Regions from separate parts of the Homo sapiens genome. Here region 1 is linked to region 2. Evidence: chromatin loops called from intact Hi-C (ENCODE). Cell type or tissue: mammary epithelial cell. All regions are shown on one strand. Each heading gives the region's core, and the rest is flanking DNA. Links, peaks and the distances in the headings are about the cores only.

Region 1 (11,672 bases), core at 1,485-9,484, 100 kb before region 2:
GTCATTAAAAGTAATGGCAAAAACTGCAATTACATTTGCACAAACCTGACACTCCTGACACCTGAGAGCCAACTGCCAATCATTCCAGGATACACTGTGTGCACTTTGCTTTCTCACTGCAATCTTCTTTAAGCATTCATCTATCTCTCAATTTCCATCTAATTGAAACTGTGGCAGCAGCATTAGCAGCTGGTGGTGGTGGAAGACCTCCTGATTCCAGAAATTTCCCAGGGTGGCCCCCTACAGTTTGGATCTGCTGAGGAGCATGTGGAAATTCAAAGGCATGCTCTCTTATGGAGAACAGTTTGTTGGCAAAACATTGCCCGTTTGCTGCACATCTGTAAACTGAAGTAGACCTGTCTTTCTCGACACATTAAAAACTGGTCAAAAGCTTCACTGGCTAATTAGGTTAGTGATATGGTTTAGCTGTGTCCCCACCCAAATTTCATCTTGAACTGTAGCCCCCATAATCCCCACATGTCATGGGAGGGACCCAGTGGGAGGTAACTGAATCACAGTGGCAGGTTTTTCCCGTGCTGTTGCCATGACAGTGAATAAGTCTCACCAGATCTGAGGGCTTTATAAAGGGCAGTTCCTCTGCATATGCCCTCTTGCCTATCGCCATGTAAGACATGGCTTTGCTCCTCCTTTGCCTTCTGCCATGATTATGAGGCCTCCCCAGCCATGTCGAAATGTGAATCTGTTAAACTTCTTTTTCTTTATAAATCACCCAGTCTCGGGTATTTCTTCACAGCCGTAGGAAAATGGACTAATACAATTAGTTGCAAAATTAGGTTAATCACCTTCTCATTGAATGTAACTTCATCACATATATATAAATGATATATAGTGTACTTCATATAAAAATGGTTATATATACATACACACATATATATATATATATATATATATATAATGGTTTGTGTACCTTCCCTGAGAATGTGGGCAACTGGAGAACTCTGGCCATGGGTGCAAAAGGGCCTCCCTTGCTGTTCCATGATGGTGCTCCCTCAGGCCCCTCTTCATCTCTCCTCTCCAGCCCCTCACCCTCTGCCTGGGCTCAGGCCCTCATCTTCTTTTTCTTAGATTACCTATTCCAACAGCCTCCAAGCCTGTCTGCTGCAAATCCAGTCTGTTTACAACTTACATCTGACCATGTTTCTCCCCTGCCTCAGAGCTCCCTGAGACTCCCCATTCCCCAGAAGAGAACATCTGAGAAGCCTTACAAAGTGCTGTCTGCCTCTTCAATATCACTTCTGCCAACCTGCTGCCTTGCAGATGGGCAAGAAGTCCCTCACACACCCCAAGCTGTTGCTCAGCTTTGTGGCTTTGCAACTGCTGTCACCTTTTGCCCTCTGCCTATGCTTCATTTGGTTAACCCTACTCATCCGTGAAGGCTCGGCCAGGGGACTTCCCTGGCTGATTGCTCCCAAAATATGCTGTGATGGATAGCACCATCAGTGTGCTTCCATGAGGTATCGTAACTAACTGTGCAATGGTTCTCTCCTCACCGAGGACTGTGAGATCCTAGAGAACAGGGAATGGGTATTAGTCATCACATCCCCAACATTAAGGACAGTGATTTTGCCCCCCAGGGGATATCTGGCCATGTCTGGAGACTTTTTGGTTGTCATAACTAGATGGGGGTACTACTAATACCAACTAAGTGGAGGCCAGGGATGCTGTTCAACAGCCTCCAATGCACAGGACAGCCTGCATAACCAAAAGTTATCTGGCCCCAAACCGTCAATAGAAATCTTAATCTAGGACAAAGACTACAAACTTAACGCTGCTTAATGAATGATAAAGTGAATATATTTTACTGAATGAAACTCTGCCCTTAAGTAAGGTCCACGTGACAATTGTTGGATCATGGGAAAGAATTCAAGTAAATGTACTCCTTCTTTAGAACAAGTAATGGCATAAGCCTAGTCTTTTATTGTGGATTTAAGTTTGGCTCCAGTTAACAAGGTATTTCACGTTATCAACTGAGCAACTAGGAATAATATACCGAAGGCTATTCTCTACATAGAGTAAGAATTTCTAGACTAAAATAAAGTCAGAATGTCAGAAATAAAACAGGTGTTAAAAATCATCCAACTTGAGCTACTGATTTTATAAATGAACACTCCAGGTCCTGCATGATAAAGTGACTCCCCAAGGTCACCTAGCTAGGAGTGACAGGGCCTGGGGCCAGTGAAAAGAGAGCTTGTGTTATGACTTCACCAGAAATGAATATGAGACTACTGGGTCCATCTCTGGGATCCTAACAGAGATTAGGTCAGGGCTGGGGGTTTGGGAGAGGAGAAGAGAGAAATAGAGATAGCTGGGAGGTAGGCTTTGTTACATGTCTTGGTTTCTTTCCTGAACAGTCGGACCTTTCCTCACATCTCATGGCTACTGAATTTGAGGACTGCCTAGTGCCAAAGTCTGTACCTTGATACCTTAGATCACACACAATTCAAACTTTTCCACCTTCTGGGGTCTCTCACTGGCAACACTATTAAAATTTTGGGCAAGACGATTCTTGTTTGCAGGACTGACTCTTTGGAATACCTGGCCTTTGCTCACTAAATATCTGTGGCATCTCCAGGCATGATTATTAGAAAACAAGCGAGGATATTTTCAAATGCCACCTAGGAGGGTGGTACTGCCTCATTTTCCTGTCCCTTCAATTGAGGATCACCAAAGACCAGTTGGCAGGGTTGCATTTGTGTTGAGCAAACTGCATCTTGGTCAGCACAAGAAAGCAATCAGAATGATGGATGAGAATGGTCTTAATGACCACCTTCACCAAAATGACCTGTGTTGTCTGTTAAAAATAAAATTCTCAGGCCCCACTCTCAGGGAGTAGGATGCAAGAATATACATTTTTAATAGTCTCGCCAGGTGATTCTCATGCACACTAAAAGTTTAGAACCTCTGCCTTAGCAGTAGCACTCAACCCTGGCTCATATGAGAATTAATGTTTAAAAATGCCATTGTTCAAGCCCTACTGTCAGAGATCCTCAGTTTCAACTACAGTGAAGCCCTAGCCTTGCATGTTTTAAAACCTGCCTAGGTAATTCTAATATTCATCTAAAGCTAAGAAACACTACCATTATGAAATCTTGCTAGTTAAGAGGAAACCACAAATTAATCCCCTCACTTTCGGGTTAAATGCAAGAAACTTAATGTTTTCAACCTTGGCTGCACCCTTAGTGAGATTTCTAAAATCGCAGTGCCACACCCCATGCCATTGATATCAGAATCTTCTGAACTAGGACCCAGGCTTCAGTGTTTTTTAAAGCTCCCAGTTGACTCTAATGTGCAGCCAAGCTTGAGAACCATGGATTCAGAATATTTTCCTAAATTCTCCCATAAACCTCTGCTCTTGGCTTTTAGCTTTCCTCCTATCCCCTAGTTCAAAAGTTTGAGGTTGTGGGGGTCAGGGCAAGAATAATAAAGGGAGAAAGGACAAGATTCAATCCAATCCAGTTCTTTTCTCCACTTAATCCCTGGCTACCACTGACTCGGCACTCTGGGAGTAAAGAGCAGTGGAGAAAGCTCTAGACCTATTGGTGTATATTTCCAAGAGGAAGATCCTTGGACCAGCATCAAGTTGGCTTTTTATCTTGATTCTTCCCTGAGGTTTCTAAATATTGTTCCAGCATAGGAATTTCAGCTTTTATTCTTTTCCAACTTTTCATTTATATGGCATGCATGGGTCACAGAAGCAATGGAAAGTTGGAAACCATTGCCTTCTAATTAGCAGATGTCTCAGTGGCTAACATTATTTGCCAGTAGCAGTGCCAGCGCAGCGCTGGGAAAGTTAATTACTGTCGACAGTCCTCGAGCCTGTTTTCATAACTGGTAATGACTGTTAATATGTCACCACTGAAGTTAGAGATTCAGAAAAGTCTTTTGTCCTAGGACTATTAAATGTCATGGAAGAATAACCCCCAAATTTGCCTTTGGGTAGATAAAGTTCAATGGGACTGGCTGGGCGCGGTGGCTCACGTCTGTAATCTCAGCACTTTGGGAGGCCAAGGTGGGTGGGTCACGAGGTCAGGAGTTCAAGACCAGCATGGTGAAACCCCAGCTCTACTAAAAATACAAAAAAAATTAGCGGGGCACGGGGGCGCATGTCTGTAATCCCACCTACTTGGGAGGCTGAGGCAGGAGAATCGCTTGAACCCAGGAGGCAGAGGTTGCAGTGAGCCAAGATCGTGCCGTTGCACTCCAGCCTGGGCAACAGAACAAGACTCCAACTCAACAACAACAATAAAAAAGTTCACTGTGACCTTTTTAAAAGAAATGTTAAATCTGACCCCAGTTGCTAAAGGCAGAAGAATAACACGAGATTTGAGACCAAGCCAGTTCCTGTTTGACTATTTTGACCCCATTTATAGTCATGTCAAATGTCCCCCATTTCTGCTGGCTCCAGCCCCATCTTGTTGCTGCTTCCTTGAGATGTGAGGAACAATCATTCTTTCTTCTGTTCTAGGCCAGGTCCCAGATGCTGACAATAAAACTGTCTAAGTCTGGAGTGTTATGGCTCCTAGTGTTAGGTTCTTTCAACACACACCACACACACATGTTTTATGTAAGGTGCATCATTTGCAATGGGCTGGTGGACCCTGATATCGAGTTGGGGGTCACCAGTACATGTTCCCCTTCCCTAATGGTCAGTAGTCCTGCCCTGCCACATGGCCTTAGTTAGGACCAGATTTGACCATCAGATAGTTAAATAAATCAGAACTGCAAATCCATCAAGATCCTTTCTCCTTATGTGAGCTTATGTCTGCAAATAGATATGTGGTGAGGATGGGGGGAAGAACACAGCCTGACAACATACAACAATAGCATCCATGCCTCAAATCAAAAATGCCCTCCAGTGGGTGGATACTTGCCTGAAAACTGCAAGCCCCAAAAGAACCACTCAAATAGTTCTACCCAGATTTCCAGACATTTCCCAAGTGAAACAGCCTCTTAGAACTTAAAATGGGAACGTCAGAGACATTAATATCTCATTCCTACCACCTACCGCTTAATCAGTGTGTTGCTAAGCCCCTTACATATGAAATCTTTCTCAGTCTTCACACAACCCACAGAGGGGGACAAGATATCACCATCCGTACTTAACAGAGGAAGAAATGCGCTGAAGATTACACAATTAGGACGTGTAAGGATATGATTCAGGGTGTGTCTGGATTCAGAACTGCACACTGCACCTGCTGTGCTTTATTGCATTAGCTGCTGCTGCTGCTCTGACCTGGGCTGACGTTGCAGTGAGTCTGGAGAAACCCTTTGCCATGTTTCTGTGTTTTCATCACAGTTTCTGTCACTACTTTCTTGACCTTATCACTCTTACAGTCCTGGTCCTATTCTGTCTGTGATGGGAGAGACCTTTGCCAACCAGCCTCTCTGCTCATTAATTAGATCTCAAACATGGTGTCTTTGTGTTCTAGTCTTTCTATGGTGCCCTTGTATTATGAACATAAAAGTTAAGCTTCCAGATCTCTCACAGGTACCCCATTTTCTCCTCCCTGTGCTTCTCTGAACTTGTTTCCCTAACCACAAACAGAACAAGTTCTCTAGAGGTTGAGTCAGAAGAATTTTTGTGGTAAAGAAGACATTGAAAGGGGGTTGGTCTACTAAATGTCTTGTGTTAGGGTTCTCCAGAGAAACAGAGAAATATATATATATTTCTATATATATGTATATATATTTTTTATATGTGTGTGTATATATATATGTGTGTGTGTGTATATATATATATATGGAGATTGTTATGTGAATTAACTCATGCAATTACAGAAGCCAAGAAGTCCCACAATATGCCACTGCAAGCTGGAGACCCAGGATAGGTGTCATTCCGTTAGAGTCCTAAGGCCTGAGAACTGTCATGGGAAGACTTTGGATTCAGCCATGACTCAAGTGTACCAGTGGACTTTTCAGTTACATGAGAAAATGCATTGTCTTTCTCTTTAAGCAGTTGGGTTCATTTTCTGTCACTTGGAGGTGAAGGTTCCTAAAGACTACAGCATTCTTCCCATGGATCATTGGATGGCCTCATGCAAAAGTGTTGCCCGGACACTGTGTGGGACAGATGAACCCAAAAGCATTTCTTCCCTAATATGCACCCCAACACCCAGAATCTCATCTATGCATGAGAAACAGCTTTGTAAATAGTAAACTAGGTGTCAACATAAAGTCACATTCCTATAACTCAGTGTGAATTGACCTTCTTGATATGAGAGCTGAGTGAAGACAGAGAATGTATGAGGCTTTGGGTACAGGTTCCTGAGGCGTGCTCAAATGTACGTTAAGAGAAAAGACTGGAATAGGGAATGAGAGAAGGAATTGATGGATGTTAAAATGAACATATTAATTTTGCCTGTGGGCATGTTTCCATTAATTGGCTTTTGGATCTGAACCAAGAATAGCAGAATTGAAAACCTAATAAAAACCAAACCCATGAAGAGAAGAAAAATTTTCATAATAGCCCAAGTGAGAGTAATGACGTGAGCTAATCCAATTTGAAGTATAAACAAAGAAATTTCTTCACGCAAAGAGACTGACTTATTTTGTTTCAGAACTAAATACCACGCAGTAGAGGTTAGGTCAGGGAATCTGGCCTAAATATATGGGGGGGTCAGGGAGATGGAGGTTAGTCATTCCATTGGAGGACAGAAGAAAAAGGAACAAGAAGTTCTTTTATAGTGACTGACCATAAAGTTTTGAAAAAAGAGGTATTCAAATAGCACTTTAATCCACACTGCATGTTATGAGAGGCTATGGGGAGATGTACAATTTAAAAGCTCACTAAAAAATGGCAAATTAAATTTCATTTTCTACTTACGGTTGATAGACGTGACTTTTCAAGGTCAGGCATATTAATTGGCTTTCAGATATTAAGCACTGTAGAAAGAGGGGACATATTTAAACTTTCCTTTAAAATAGTGGTTTCCATCATTTTTCATGTTATTATACACAAAGAAAGTGACAATTTTACGGCACTACGGTAAATAGACTAGGTCATTTGAGGCAGAGATTGCTGGCCTGGGCCACCCCAGGTCCACCTAGGCTCCCCAAAGACTGAGGAATACCTATTTTGTATACAAGTGAGCTGCATCCACTAGTTAAGAAGCCAAATCAAAGACTGTCTATGAGGCAAAACATATACTGCAGCCATTTGGGGGAAAGAACAAAGCACTGAACTAGAGGGCAAAGACCAACATTTTGGTTCTAGCTCTGCCAAGTGTAGGACATTGGACTAGGCACTTAACTGCAGTAAGCCTCAGTCTGCTTGTGTACAAAACAGAGTAAAAGATTTCTTGCATTTCCTACTTTACAAGGTCAACATGAGGATCAAGAATACCATGTTCATAAACATCATGTACAACCATAGAGTCCTATAGAAATGTGTGGCCTGATGATGATAATGAGTATGACATTTTTCTTCCTAGTCCTACCTCCATTTAGACCACCCTTCCTTTCAAGAGTCCCCTGCAATGGACAGGAGTTGACACCAAGGAGAACAATACAGCTGCTAAATCTCAAGTGGCTAGGAGCACAGAGTGTGGGAAGCTATTCTGCAGCTGTGTTTTTGAGTTGGGCCAAAGAGCTAGTGGGGTTTTGGCTTCCCAAGTACCTTTGTTGAAACTCCCTGGGGAATTTTGCTTTATGAAATTTCCAGCAATTGGAGATCCCACTGGGTTGGTGAATAGAAGCCTAAAGGGCTCCCTGTTGGATGAAAAAATGTGTTTGAAGTCTGCTGGGAAGAGCTGTAGGAGGGAGCTGAGGGTTCTTCCATGACTCCTACTGTGCATTGACAGAAGCTGTCCCTACCACTGTTGATTGCCAATTATTTTTGTCTCCAGAGCCAAAGAAAATATATTTGAATTTGACCCATCTTTCACTAGGATCTACAGATGGTGAAATATTAATGAACAGGTGGGTTGCACAATATTCCAAGATTGCGTTAGAATTGATTTTTGTAGGCTAAATTATTAACACCAGAGTTGCTGACATATATTCTCATATGATTAGCAAACCCAGAAGCCTTAATATCAACACAGAATACATTCAGAACCATCAAACACAACATCTACTTTGCTGGGAACAGAATACTAGGTAAAGGAATTGAGATCTCACACAACACTCCTCTGAAAATAGGGACAGCTAATTTTGTAATGGATTGCCAGCAAAAGCTGTGACAATGCCTACTCTGGAAGTCTCTAAATTTCTTTTCAACCTGAGAAGGGTGTTCCATGATATTTACTGGAGTAAGAAGTGATGGAGGAGGTAGAATAGTTCTGGAAGTCAGGTCTCTAAATAGAACAAATCTTGGGATCCTCCAAGTTTCAGTCTATGCATGGAATTATGTTTAAAGAGGCAATATCTAGTAGCTAAATAATAGCTAAAATTGTTCCAATCATGACTTGCACCTCTCAAAGATCATTATTCAAGTAATGCTTCTATCCTTTCCTCCAGCTCAGTGTTTCCTGAACTTCCCCTGCACTGATGCTCTTGCTTACCTAAGCCTCTTCTTCAGCCTCTTCTCCATCCCTGGACAATTCAATGCACTGCATGGACCTTGCTTAGATTCTGATTTGAGCAAACCAACTTTTCTTCTTCTCCTTCTCCTTCCTCCTGCCTCCTTCCTTCTTCTTTCAGATAGCATCTCTCTCTGTTGCCCAGGCTGAATGGAGTGGTGCAATGACAACTCACTGCAGCCTCAACCTCCTGGGCTCAAGTGATTCTCCCACGTCAACCTCCCCCAGTAGCTTGTACTACAGGCACTCAACACCGTGCCTGGCTAATTTTTGTATTTTTTGTAGAGACGGAGTTTCACCATGTTGCCTGGGCTGGTCTCAAACTTCTGAGCTCAAAAGTGATCTGCCTGCCTCGGCCTCCCAAAGTGCTGGGATTACAGGCATGAGCCACCACACCTGGCCTCAAACCATCGTCAATGCAACACTTTGAAGACAATGAGGGAAATCTGAATTTGGATAGTGTATTAGATGATACCAATAACATATTATTAGTTTTGATAGGTGTGATTAATGGTATTGTGTTTATGTAAGAAAACACCACTATTTTTAGCAATCAACACTTAGATACAGAAAGCTAAAATGACACAATTCTGGGATTCGGTTATCATACATCAGCCAAAATAAAGGAGGAAGGAAGGAAAAATGTACAGAAGTAAAAGTAGGAAAATACTGATAATTCTGGAATTTAAGTGATTGATGTTTGAAGTCCAGTACTATATTCTCTATTTTTGTGTATGGTTGAAATTTTTCCTATTTCCTGGGAAAATTTTCCTTGAAAAACTTTTTAAAGAATTTTAAAACTTCTTTTCAAAAGAGAAAAAGAAGGACTGGGGTGGTGGATCATGCCTGTAATCCCAACACTTTGGGAGGCCAAGGCAGGCAGATCACTTGAGGCCAGGAGTTCGAGACCAGCCTGGCCAACATGGTGAAACCCCATCTCTATTAAAAATGCAAAAATTATCCAGGCAAGTTTCCACACACCTGAAGTCCCAGAGAATCTCTTGAACCCAGGAGCCGGAGGTTGCAATGAGCTGAGATGGCGCCACTGCACTCCAGCCTGGGTGACAGAGCGAGAACTTGTCTCAAAAAAAAAAAAAAAAAAAGGGAGAAAGAGAAAAGCAAATGCAAATATCTTCAAACGTCATAAGAAAAGGCAAAAGTGAATCCGATAAATATATTTTAAAACAATAATAAAAGAGGCATTTTGCTGACAGATAAATTCATGAAACAAGACTGACTTTTTTGAATGCCATTCATAGAACTGCCAGGTCAGCTGTGTAGTGTGAGGTATATTTCAATGCAAAATACTGAAATTATAAAAACAGGATTATGCACACAAATGTTTCAAGCCTTTATAATTTTTTTAAGTCCAAATGGCATAGGTCCATTTATAAAATATTTTCTGAATTTATATTATGATTTAAACTAGCAATATCCTATTAATTAACTTATTTAAAATTCATAAGGAGACAAGTTATTTAAAAAAAAAAAACACTCTTGAACTGAGTAAAAAATAGCACGAAGTGAGGTTCAGCTCTGGGGAGAAGGGAAGTTGTGCTAAAACTTTTCAAAATGGAATTTAACCTCAGACTTTTAAAGCATCACTTTCTTTAAGGATTCACGGCTTTCCTCCCACACTGGTCTGGGGCCAGTGTCTGGAGTAAAGTATTGCTACTCCTAAATGAGATTTTAGAAAGTAGCATAGTTTCTGAAAGGAGCAGCCACTGGAAACCAAAAACTTTCTCAGGGTACTCAAACGGTTTGAAGAGAACTGATATTTGAAAACGGAAATCCTTCCATTTGTGACAACATGGACAAACCTGGAGAACATTATGCTAAGTGAGATAAACCAGTCACAGCAAGACAAATACTGCCTGATCTTTTGTATATGTGGAATCTAAAATAGTTACTCTCCTAGAAGCAGAGAGTAGAATGGTGGTTGTCAGGGCTGGGGTATACAGGAAATGAGGAGATGTTGGTCAAAGGGTACAAAGCTTCAGCCATGCAAGAGGAGTTAGTTCTGGAGACCTAATATACAGCATAGTAACGACAGTTAACAATACCGTATTGTAGACTTGAAATTTGCTACAAGGGTAGATCTTAAGTGTTCTCACCACAAAAGAAAAGAGGCAGCTATGTGAGGTGATGGGTAAGTCAACTAGTTTGATTGTGGTGATCATTTTCCAATGTATACATATATCAAAACATCAAGTCATATACCTTAAATACATGCAATTTCTATTTGTCAGTTATGCCCCAATAAAGCTGAAATTTTTTTTTTAAATGAGAACTGATGTTTGCATCCAGTTGCTGCTAAAGGCACAAATTTTCTTTAAAAACTATTGAATGATTTTCCAGCTCTTACAGACATACTGGGAAGAAAAAAGTTAAAAACTATTTGAGAAATTTGGATTGAACTACCTCATCCTGTATGAGGTAAGGCCAATGTGCAATCTTGCATTGCTAATCACTCAAGCAGAGTGCTCAGAAGCTGGGAAACAGGCTGCGGTTAAGAACATTGCTTAAGGAAGAATAATTAGATCCTTTCCGTGTCTCATAGCCACAATTTTTTTCCAGCTTTGGCTGTTGTTTGAGCAAGACCTTGTGTATCAAACATTGATCTAGCCAAGTGGCTTAGTGGAGAATTTGCTCAAATTGGTTTTTTAGTATCTTGTTGGCAGGAGGGGAAATGACTGCTTGAACGTTTCAGCCTTAATGCTGACATGTGGTGACTTGAAGCCAGGTGAATGAAGGTTCCTCCAGCTAGAGAGGTAAGATGAACATGCCGGACCAGGAAGAAAGCAGGTCATCATGTTAGACAGGTGCAATTATGTGCAGAGACTATAAAAGAAGAGAAAAAGACATTTAGTCATCAGAGAGCAGCCATTCAAGTAAGACCTTGAAGGAAAGGGAGGGTGAATCAAACAGAAAATATAATGTAAGCAAACGCACAGAGGCTATACTGTGGAGAGGATGTGGGGAAGAGGGAAGTGGTCCATTTGACTGGAACAGAGGGTAAATTTAAGGCAGTAGGAGGTCATAAGACTTATGGAAAATTTGGAATGCCAAAATGGGACTGTTATGTGTTAGGTTGATACTGGGTGGGGGCACTGAGGATTTTTAAAACGTGAT
Region 2 (11,672 bases), core at 1,568-9,567:
CCCAACATTCCAGTCGCATTTCCAGTCTGACTGTACTTTGTGTCTTGTCTTTGGAAGTCTGAGAGATTTTCCCTTGAAGTTGTAGAAGAAATCCTTTGCTTAGGCTGGGGTTGGAATGGGGGTTGGAGTATCTGTTCCTTACACTCAAATAATCTCTCATTAAAACACTGGGAAAACAAGATACAATCTCTTATTAACAGGTACAATCTTATCTACAAGGAGAAGAAAAAGACACCCACAAGGGCTGAGGCACATGTACTCATCGGAGGCAGGAGTAAATATGAGGGCCCCCCTCTGGCCCAGGGCAAACTGAATCCCAAGGCTGATGGTGGGAGTGGTCATTCTCTGAGGATTTCAAAGATACTTCTCTTGGATGAGCAGAGGAGGTTGAGCCAGAAACCAGGAAAAAGTTCCAAAGAAATAAAGCGTCAGCCTGGCATGTTATTGCTGGAGCTGAGGGCCAACAGTTGGTGCCCAGTGTTGGAGGCAGCCTCCCAGGACCCTCTGCAGAGATTGGCTGACTTGAAGGGCTGGGAAACCCATCAAACCAAGAGATGGCCAAGCTCACAGTAGGCCAAAACGCAAACAAATCATAGGCACAAAGCAATATAACTAAGAGAAGGAGACATGGCCAACTTTGGGCATAATCACTGGGATCCTGGTAAGAGTAGATTTCTCATCCAGAGCTGTAAGTAACTCAGATGGTATTTGTCATAAAATTATGAAACACTGTGGGACTTGCGGTTTCTGTAATTTGTCTGCCTCAGAAGAGCTAATGTTTATTGATTTTCTTCTGTACAAGGCAGAATCATCCATTTGGTTTGCCAGTGTTGAAAGTTCTCAGGTTTCTGGAAGAAGCATGAACCAAAAGAATTAAAATGAGTATCTCTATATCAGTTTTCTTCCTAGTTACAGAGAGTGAATATTGCTATAATGAAAGCTTTCACAAACATCCGAAATTTAATTCTTTTGCAAGTCCTCAGAAATTAAAAATGATGGAAGGAAATAAGCATTTATTGAATACCTGACATGTCTCAGGCAGTGAGCTAGGCCCTTTCACAAATTCACAGCAGTGAATTTGATCCTTTGAAGACCTCCAAGAGTTATTGTACTATTTCACTGAAGAGAAAACTGAAGTTTACAGAAACTAAATAGCTTGTCCAATGCCCCACAGCTGTTATGGAGTCAGACTGAGATTCTGACCCATGTCTGTCTGTCTCAAGTCCCTGATTTTTATGTGTCATCATACTGCCTTTCTATGACTGGCTTCCCCAGGGCCTTGGGAACCTAAAGAGCCCATGAAGTACTTAGGCTGCTTGTGGGGCGCTCATTCTTGACTTACAGTTTCATGTGAAACTCTTGGGGTAGAAAGGATGGGAAACATGGAAACTCCTTTTATTAATAAACTTTTTCTAATATGCTATTTTTAATTTTTTTTTTTCCCAAAATGGAGTCTCACTCTGTTACCCAGGCTAGAGTGCAGTGGCGCAATCTCGGCTCACTGCAAACTCTGCCTCCTGGGTTCAAGGGATTCTCCTGCCTCAAGGGACTACAAGGCCACCACACCTGGCTACTTTTTGTATTTTTAGTAGAGACGGGGCTTCACCATATTGGCTAGGCTGGTCTCGAACTTTGGGCCTCAAGCAATCCACCTGCCTTGGCCTCCCAAAGTGCTGGGATTACAGGCATGAGCCACCATGCCCTATATTCATATTTTTAATCCACCTGGAATTTATTTTTGAATGGGATCTGAATTAGGAGGGTTTTATTTTTGTCTAAAGGCCTACCCATGTATGGTAGTACAATTTGTCTTTTAAAGTATCCTTTTCCCACTGAATTGAATATGTTACCTTTGTCATTCATTATGTTTTTATGTTCATTCACTCTACTCCTAGACTCTCTTCTTCTCTCCACTGGTCTATTTTAGCACCAGTTCCTTACTGTCTGAATCCTGTAGCTTAGTTTTAAATTTAACTACCTGGTAAAGCAAGTCACCACTCTTAACTCTTCTCAGACACTTGTTCTTCCATATCATCTTTAACATCTTTTTGTCTATTCCTCTCCACTCACTGAAAATAATCATTTTTATTCCAATTAAATTTAATTATATTTGTATATTAATATGGATTATAAACAAGAATTGGCACTGTAAATTAAATCTTACATTATAAATTTAGTGTCTATTTCTTCATTTATTCGATTTTGTCTTATGTCTTTTAACACAATTTTATGTTTTTTTTCAAGTATGTCTTTTACTCATCTTATTGGACTCACTCCTGAGTATTTTGTAGTTTTTGTTTCTATCAAGAATAAAATTTTTTCTTATTTTCATTTCTAACTGGACATGCTCATTTAGAGAAAAGCTATTGATTTTTTATGTTTCTCGTATTCAGCCATCTTAATTCTCCTCTCCATCCTGGTAAGTTATTTAAGTCACTAAGTTCTAACAGATTATCTAAGTAACTGAATTATGTTTATATTTTCTGCAAAAAAAAAAAAAAGAGATAATTTATTTTGTTTTTCTCCAATATTTTACACATTGTACTATTGCATTATTTAAAACTTCCAAAACAATACTAAATAATGGTAACAAGGGTGGGCACCGTGGCTCACACCTATAATCCCAGTACTTTGGGAGGCCGAGGCGGTCAGATCACCTGAGATCAAGAGTTCGAGACCAGCCTGGCCAACATGGCAAAACCCTGTCTCTACTAAAAATATAAAAATTAGCTGGGCGTGGTGGTACACACCTGTAGTCCCAGCTACTCAGGAGGCTGAGGCAGGAGAATCGCTTGAACCCAGGAGGTGGAGGCTGCAGCAAGCCCAGATTGTGCCACTGCACTCCAGCCTGGCCGACAAAACAAGACTCCATCTCCAAAAAAGAATAATAATAATGGTAATAGCAGGCAATCCCTTGTTCCTGATTTTAAAATGGCTTCAGTATTTCATAGCTTGCTATAGTTATTATTATGTTTAAAAAGTTTTATTCTCCTATTTTACATGAAGTTTTTATTAGTAATTTTTAAGTTTTATGAAATGCCTTTTATAATTTACTGTTATAATAGTTATTTTCTCTTTTCATCTGTTAACCTAGTAGATATATTTTGCTGATAAATATTCTAATTTTAAACTATCTTTACACACCTAAAATAAACTTGATTCAATTTCTATGTATTATTTTTACAATTTTCTATAGGATTTATTGACTAATTTTTGCTTAGAATTTTTGCTTCTGTATTTGTAGATGAAGTTGCCTAGTTTTTTCTATCTTTATCATGCTTTAGTATTAATTATTCTAGCTTTATAAAATAAATTTGGAGCTTTTTTCATATTTTCCTGTGGCCTAGGATAGTTTAAATAATAGCCCGCTACTGTTTCATGGATACTGACACGACACTCCTAAATCAGAGACAAAAGACTATTTATTACTCACAGCAATAGCAGTAGTCAGATATCAGCATCTGTGCACCAATTTCCTAAGCCCTATCTCCCCAGGCCGATGTGAAGAGAGACAGCTGACACCTGCACACACAGAAGGATGGATTACAGGAGAGGCATCCTGAGCTTAGGAATCTGACTGTTTCATAATAAGCATGAAGCATAACTACTCTTCACTCCAGAAAGAGACACTGTTATCTTCCAAGGTTGTAAGCAAACCTACCCTTTACTCTGAAGAGAAACACTGTCTCCATCTTCCAAAGTTATTTACTACACTAACAACCTTGAAAAGATAGTCCAGGATAAGGGACAGTCGGTATTTCGCTCACAGATGCACAAAACGGTAGGAGACCCATGAATAATTATTTCCCAGCGATGCGTAGCTGAGGCTGAAAGGACAAAACATTAGTACTTATTAATTATTAGACAGTGGGCATATGAATGTCATTACACTATTTTCTGACTTCTGAAATAGTTTTAAAACATCTCCCCCTTGGCCGGGCGCAGTGGCTCACGCCTGTAATCCCAGCGCTTTGGGAGGCCGAGTCACTAAATTTATTTAAGTCACTGATCTCAGGCAGATCACCTGAGATCAGGAGTTGGAGACCAGCCTGGCCAACATAGAGAAACTTCGTCTCTACTAAAATACAAAAATCTGCCGGGCGCGGTGGCTCACGCCTAAAATCCCAGCACTTTGGGTGGCTGAGGCAGGCGGATCACGAGGTCAGGAGATCGAGACTATCCTGTCTAACACAGTGAAACCCCGTCTCTGCTAAAAATACAAAAAATTAGCTGGGCGTGGTGGCAGGCACCTGTAGTCCCAGCTACTCCGGAGGCTAAGGCAGGAGAATGGTGTGAACCCAGGAGGCAGAGCTTGCAGTGAGCCTAGATTGCACCACTGCACTCCAGCCTGGGCGACAGAGCTAGACTCCGTCTAAAAAAAAAAAAAAAAATTAGCTAAGCGTGGTGGCACATGCCTGTAATCTCAGCTGCTCAGGAGGCTGAGGCAGGAGAATCAATTGAACTGGGGAGGCGGAGGTTTCAGTGAGCGGAGATCGCGCCATTGCACTCCAGCCTGGGCAACAAGAGCGAAAGTCAGTCTCAAAAAAAAACATCTCTCCTTTGTCCCCAAAAAGAAAAAGAAACGAGACTTGTGTAATAAGGGAGTAGTTGCCTCAAGATTTAGTGGCTGTTCCAATAAAATATGGGTGACTTCCCTTCAGGAATATTGAATTTGATGGCTGGGGCAAGGTAGGGGCCTTTTAATTCAAACAATCTGCAATGTTAGATGGTCAAGTTAGAAGGCATTCCAAAGAGTCCCTTAGCTATTCCTACTTGGTACCTCCTCATTTCAACGCATTCATAGGTGGATCAGGAACAGATGATTGGAAAACTCTCGGAAATCTCTCTCGCTCTCTCTCTCTCTCTCACACACACACACACACACACACACACACACTACTCAAACACAATTACCAAATAAATCGTGCCGGGTGTTATCCATGTTTCTTAATCTCTCTAGACTTTTTTAATGAGGTCAATGGGAGGGCTGTTATTTATGATCTTAAAGCACTGGTATATGGAAAACATAATGGACATAGGAAAGTCAATGGTGAGCAAAAGAAAAATGACCCTGTTCCACAGAACTGACTAGGTAGTGGGGAAGATAAATAATTTGATAGAATAACAAGATGTGACTGGATCCCAGATCCACTAGAAATTGATTTAACCTCACCTTCCACATGTACTCATCCACTAGCTCCCTACGACGTCATAATCTGAGAGAGTAAGCACAGTTTTCTTGTGATTGTTTCTAAGAGAGTAATAGAACAGCAGGGCCAGGGAAACCTTAGATTAAAAAAAGACCCAGCAGGACACTGGTTAACAAAAGGTGTTTGCTTAGGTGACTTCTCTCTCTAGCTCAGATTTTCCTTCACAAAAGAAATTCAAACATCTAGCTTCATACCTCAAATAAATACTGCTTTAAAGCACCCAGCAAATCTAACATAGCATTAAAAAGTCCAAAATTAGAAATATTCTTCTGAGGTCTCTGCCCAAAATGCAAGACCAGCATCCCCAGGACCTTCCTCTCTCCTGCCCCTTCAAACATCACGCAGACAAAATTCTTGTGGACATAACAATATATAAAACACACACACACACACACACACACACACACACACCTTTACTTTCTCTCTGTTTCTGAAAATTTCCCCTTATTCACTCAAAGTCTGAGAATGTATTGGGGGGGGCTCTTATTGCTGAAACAGACGAAAGATTTGCTAATGAGAATGATGGTTTCTTTATCCATACTCTTAGCAACAATAAAAATGTGGCTGCAGTTCAATTTAAGCGAACACCTAAATAAAAATTTAGACTTATGTAAAGTATTAAATTAATATTAAACCAATTTAATAGTCTTTATTTTTGAAAAGAATCAGAGTAGGCCAGGCTGCGGTGGCTCACACCTGTAATCCCAGCACTTTGGGAAACTGAGGCGGGCAGATCACTTGAGGTCAGGAGTTCAAGACAAGCCTGGCCAACATGGTGAAATCCCCATCTCTACTAAAAAATATAAAACACCTGTAGTCCCAGCTACTCAGGAGGCTGAGGCTGGAGAATCATTTGAACCTGGGAGGCAGAGGTTGCAGTGAGCTGAGATTGCGCCACTACACTCCAACCTGGGTGATGGAGTGAGATCCTGTCTCAAAAAAAAAAAAAAAAAAAAAAAACAGAGTAGAATTATTTTATTTAGCAACCTCTCCTAGCAACTGTTTCAGAAAAATATTTACTCTGAAAGATGAAATGTACCTGCAGTTCATTGTTTTTCCCCAGATTTGATCCCAGGGATACCTAAAATGAGATAATGAATGAGCATAAATGCAAAACCAGATCCTAGTTTCCTTTGAAAGCTGGACTAAGTAACAATTACAATCAGCTACATCAGATATGCTGAGCTACCACAAATGATTTTGAAAGATGGGCTTCATCTGCCCCCTGCTGTACTCTAGGTAAATAACAGGACTTATTAATTTAGCATTGGTAGACAAGATTATTTGGCATCCCTCGCTAAAATGTAAAGGCTACGGCAAAAAAGACAGCATGTGTTTCACCACTGTGTCCCCACCATGTAGCATAGTACCTGGGATATAGTAGGCACTCAATAAATGTGTTGAACAAATGAGCATACAGATAAGTAAAGTATGCTTACAGACTGAGTAGGCATAATACCAAGTTTTACAGGCCCAAGAAAAAAATGCAAATGTTTTGCAACGTTCATATGTTTCTGAAAATAACTTGGTGCTTACCGAGTATGCATTGTCAGCAATTCAAACTTGCTATCCTCTAATAATTCCACTAGACTGAAAAAACTAATTAGAATATTCAGACTTAAGGATATACGTAAATTTTCTAAATGTGACTGTCAAGCAATAACTTTTTGAGAGCTTAGAATCTGAAAGCCATAAGGTAAAAAACCATCCAATTGTCTCCAAGACGGCAGAACTTGCAGAGATCACGCAAAGTTCCCCGTGCCATCTCCCATCCCTTGCCTCAGGTGACCCCTGCAGCCGCCAGCCCTCCAGTGATTATCTCCATCTCTCTAGGATTAGTGAAGGCACAGATTGGAAGATAGGCATCATATTTAATTGGGGGTACATTTATTGAATATGAAAGAAGTCATGCGAGGGCCAAGATTTCAACATTTCATATACAGGCATACCCTGGAGATACGGTGGGTTTAATTCCAGACAACTGAAATAAAGCAAATACCACAATAAAGCGAGTCACACAAATTTTTTTGTTTCCTAATTCATATACAGTTATGTTTACATGATACTGTAGTCTATTAAGTGTGAAATAGCATTATGTCTAAAAAAATGGATTTACGTTAACTAACAAATACTTTATTGCTAAAAAGTGGTAACAATCATCTGCGCATTCGGTGAGTCTTTTTGCTGGTGGAGGGTCTTGCTTAATGTTGATGGCTGCTGACTGATCAGGGTGGTGGTTGCAGAAGGTTGAGGTGGCTGTGGCAATTTCTTAAAGACAGTGAAGTCTGTGGCATCAGTGGATTTTCCCTTTAATGAAGGATTTCTGTCACAGGTGATGCTATTTGATAACATTTACCCACAGCAAAACTACTTTCAAAATCGGAGTCAATCCTCTCAAATGCTGCCACTGCTTTAATCAACTAAGTGTATGTAATATTCTAAATCCTTTATTGTCATTTCAACAATGTTCACAGCCTCCCCACCAGGAATAGATTTCATCTCAAGGAACCGCTTTCTTTGTTTATCATCAAGAAGCAACTCCTCATCTGTTAAAGTTTTATAATGAGATTGCAGCAATTCAATTACTTCTTCAAGCTTCATTTCTCATTCTAGTTACCTTGCTATTTCCACATCTGCAGCTACTTCCACCACTGAAGTCTTGAACTCTTCAACGTCATCCAGGAGGACTGGAATCAACTTCTTCCAAATTCCTATTAATATTGATATACTGACCTCCTCCCATGAATCACGAATGTTCTTAATGGTATCTAGAATGATGAGTTCTTTCCAGAAGTTTTTCAATTTACTTTGCCCAGATCCATCAGAGGAATCATTATCTATGGCAGCTATACCTTACAAAGTATATTTCTTAAATGATAAGACTCGAAAGTCGAAATGACTCCTTGACCCATGGACTGCAGAATGGATGATGTGTTAGCAGACATGAAAACAATATTAATACATATTCTTATACAAGCCCATCAGAGCTCACAGGTGACCAGGTGCATTGCCAATGAGCAGTAATATTTTCAAAGGAATCTTTTTTCTGAGCAGTAATTCTCAAGAATGGGTTTAAAATATTGAGTAAATAATGCTGTAAACAGGGGTGCTGTCATCCAGGCTTTGTTGTTCCACTTACAGAAAACAGGCAGAATAGATTTAGCATAATTCTTAGGGGCCTTAGGATTTTTTTTTTTTTTTTAAGACAGAGTCTCACTCTGTCACACTGGAGTGCAATGGCACCATCTCGGCTCACTGCAACCTCCACCTCCCTGGTTCAAGCATTCTCCTGCCTCTGCCTGTAATCCCAAGTAGCTGGGATTACAGGCACCCACCACCACACGTGGCTAATTTTGTATTTTTAATAGAGACAGGGTTTCCCCACATTGGTCAGGCTGGTCTCGACCTCCTGACCTCAAGTGATCCACCCACCTCGGCCTCCCAAAGTGCTGGGATTACAGGCATGAGCCACTGCACCCGGCCAGGATTTTCATAATGGTAAATGAGCATTGGCTTCAACTTCAAGTTGCTGGCTGCATTAGACCCCAACGAGAAAGTCAGCCTGTCCTTTAAAGCTTTGAAACCAGGGATTCATTTCTCTCTAGCTATGAAAGTCCTAGATGGCATCTTCTTCCAATATAAGACTATCTCATCTACACTGAAAATCTGTCATTTAGTGTAGCCACCTTCATCAGTGATCTTTCCTAGATCTCTTGGATAACCTGTTGCCACTTCTACTTTAGCACTTACTGCATCACCTTGATTTTACGTTATGTAATAGAGATGGCTTCTTTCCTTAAATATCATCAACCAACTTCTGCTAGCTTCAAACTTTTCTTCTACAGCTTCTTCACCTCTTAGCTTTCACAGAATTGAAGAGAGTTGGGGCCTTGCTCTGGATTAGGCTTTGGCTTAAGAAAATGTTGTGACTGGTTTAATCTTCTATCGAGACTACTCAAACTTTCTTCGAATCAGCAGTAAGGCTGTTTTGCTTTCTTATCATTTGTATCTTCACTAGAGTAGCACTTTTTCTTTCCTTCAACAACTTTTTCCTTTGCATTCACAACTTGGCTAACTGGTGCAAGAGACCTACTTTTTGACATATCTTAGCTTTCAACATGCCTTCCTCACTAGGCTTAATCATGTGTAGCTTGTGATTTAAAGTGAGAGACATGTGACACTTCCTCTCACTTTGTGGGGAAAAGAAAGAGAGATCAGACTGTTACTGTGTCTATGTAGAAAGAAGTCGACCTAAGAGACTCCATTTTGTTCAGTACTAAGAAAAATTCTTCTGCCTTGAGATGCTGTTAATCTGTAACCCTACTCCCAACCCTGTGCTCACAGAAATATGTGCTGTGTCAACTCAAGGTTTAATGGATTAAGGGCTCTGCGGGATGTGCTTTGTTAAACAAATGCTTGAAGGCAGCATGCTTGTTAAAAGTCATCACCACTCCCTATTCTCAAGTACCCAGGGACACAATACACTGCAGAAGGCCGCAGGGACCTCTGCCTAGGAAAACCAGGTATTGTCCAAGGTTTCTCCCCGTGCGATAGTCTGAAATATGGCCTCATGAGAAGGGAAAGACCTGACCGTCCCCCAGCCCGACACCCGACACCCATAAAGGGTCTGTGCTGAGGAGGATTAGTAAAAGAGGAAGGCCTCTTTGCAGTTGAGATAAGGGGAAGGCATCTGTCTCCTGCTCATCCCTGGGCAATGGAATGTCTTGGTGTAAAACCCGATTGTATATTCCATCTACTGAGATACGAGAAAACCGCCTTAAGGCTGGAGGTGGGACATGCTGGCAGCAAAACTGCTCTTTAAGGCATTGAGATGTTTATGTATACGCACATCAAAAGCACAGCACTTTTTTCTTTACCTTGTTTATGATGCAGAGATATGTGTTCACATGTTTTCCTGCTGACCCTCTCTCCACTATTACCCTATTGTCCTGCGACATCCCCTTCTCCGAGAAACGCCCGATAATGATCAATAAATACTAAGGGAACTCACAGACTGGTGCTGGTGTGGGTCCTCCGTATGCTGAGCGCCGGTCCCCTCGACCCACTTTTCTTTCTCTATACTTTGTCTCTGTGTCTCTTTCTTTTCTCAAGTCTCTCGTCCACCTGACAAGAAGCACCCACAGGTGTGGAGGGGCAGGCCACCCCTTCATCACTTGAACACTTAGAGGTCATCGTAGAGTTATTAATTGGCCTAATTTCAATGTTGTTGTGTCTCAGGGAAAAGGGAAGCCTGAGGAGAGGGAGAGTGATGGGGGAAGGCCAGTGGTTGGAACATTCGGAACACACACAACATGTATCAATTAAGTTTGTCATCTTCTTTGGGCACAGTTTGTAGTGCCCCAATTACAATAGTAACATCAAATATCACTGACCAGAGATGATCATAACTGATATAATAATAAAGAAGATGTTTGAAATACTGCAAGAATTACCAAAATGAAACAGAGGCACAGACTGAGCACATGTTGTTGGAAGCATGATACCAATAGACTTGCTTGAGGCGGGGTTGCCACAAATTTTCCATTTTAAAAAAAAGCGTGATATATGCAAAGAACAATAAAGCAAGGCACAATGAGATGAGGGTTGCCTGGCCCTATCTATGCACCTTCGTTGGAGCAGCCTAGGCTTACCTGAGGAGTCAACACAATTTGCATGTGTGGGGCAATACTAAAGGGAATATAGGTAAGTAGCAACGGATGTGACATAGACAATGGCTAGAGGACTCCACACAAGGGAAATATCAAATGGGCCTGACCTCTCAGGCATGAAGAAGCTGAGCCTTGGGAGACATAGATATGAATCACCTACACAGAACGTGAGCATTTCACACTGGGGGAAGTGAATGAGTAGAGACAGATGGAGCACTGAGCATGCCCTGAGATGCTCTGGAGAGAGAAGCAGCTTTTCTTCTGTTTGATAAAGTTGATCCCACCTTGCTTTTTTTTTTCTTTTTTTTTTGAGACAGGGCCTCTCTCTGTCGCCCAGGCTGGGGTGCAGTGGCCAGGTTGGTTTCAAACTCTTGGCCTCAAGTGATCCGCCCACCTCGGCCTCCCAAAGTGCTGGGAATCCAGGCAGGAGGCACCGCACCCAGCCCCACCTTGCTTAAAGACTCTGTAATAGCTACCTTAATGATATGCTAATTTTCCTCATGTCATTTCTACTGGACCTAAACCTATAATTATATCCATTTATCCCATGAGGCCAATTACAAAGTCGAACCCTAGAGAAAACACATACCAAAACCAAAAAAAAAAAAAAGCTTTTCAAATTTTGCTTATTTACTCAGAAAACCTGAGTAATACTATTCGTGAGAATGGATTCTGTGGATGATAGATCATGCTAGATTGGGCTACATTGTAACAAGAATTCACTTTAGAGATTCCAAAGTTAAATGATTAGGCAAACTAGGAGAGGTTCTAATGGTTTGCCCTAGGACATAAT

Evidence for each region. A loop is a pair of places that touch in the nucleus more often than their neighbours do. Peaks named below come from ENCODE experiments on the same cell type or tissue, not always from the same donor. Only the 100,000 strongest peaks of a DNase experiment are listed, where the experiment ranks them.
Region 1: a loop joins it to region 2, with 4 times the contacts of the local background. A loop is called at or near these places in 12 of 110 quality-filtered maps.

The regions. Positions count from the first base shown.
Region 1 is chr2:38,163,708-38,175,379 of GRCh38, forward strand. The region is part of intron 2 of CYP1B1-AS1 (CYP1B1 antisense RNA 1); the gene reads left to right. It also overlaps a transcript of LOC107985871 not described here. Among named protein-coding and RNA genes, the nearest start is that of CYP1B1-AS1, 38 kb to the left of the region's middle. In mammary epithelial cell, for the core only: no CTCF peak of the experiment used is centred there; DNase peaks (open chromatin) are centred at 5,244 and 5,554; H3K27ac peaks cover 1,939 bases.
Region 2 is chr2:38,268,381-38,280,052 of GRCh38, forward strand. It overlaps LOC105374467 (a long non-coding RNA gene), which reads right to left and starts at 3,823. Exons shown (of 3, transcript XR_939973.1): 1 at 3,662-3,823; 2 at 3,434-3,522; 3 at 713-848. RefSeq lists enhancers at 8,671-9,654, 9,655-10,638. In mammary epithelial cell, for the core only: a CTCF peak has its summit at 6,431 (motif pointing left); a DNase peak (open chromatin) is centred at 6,411.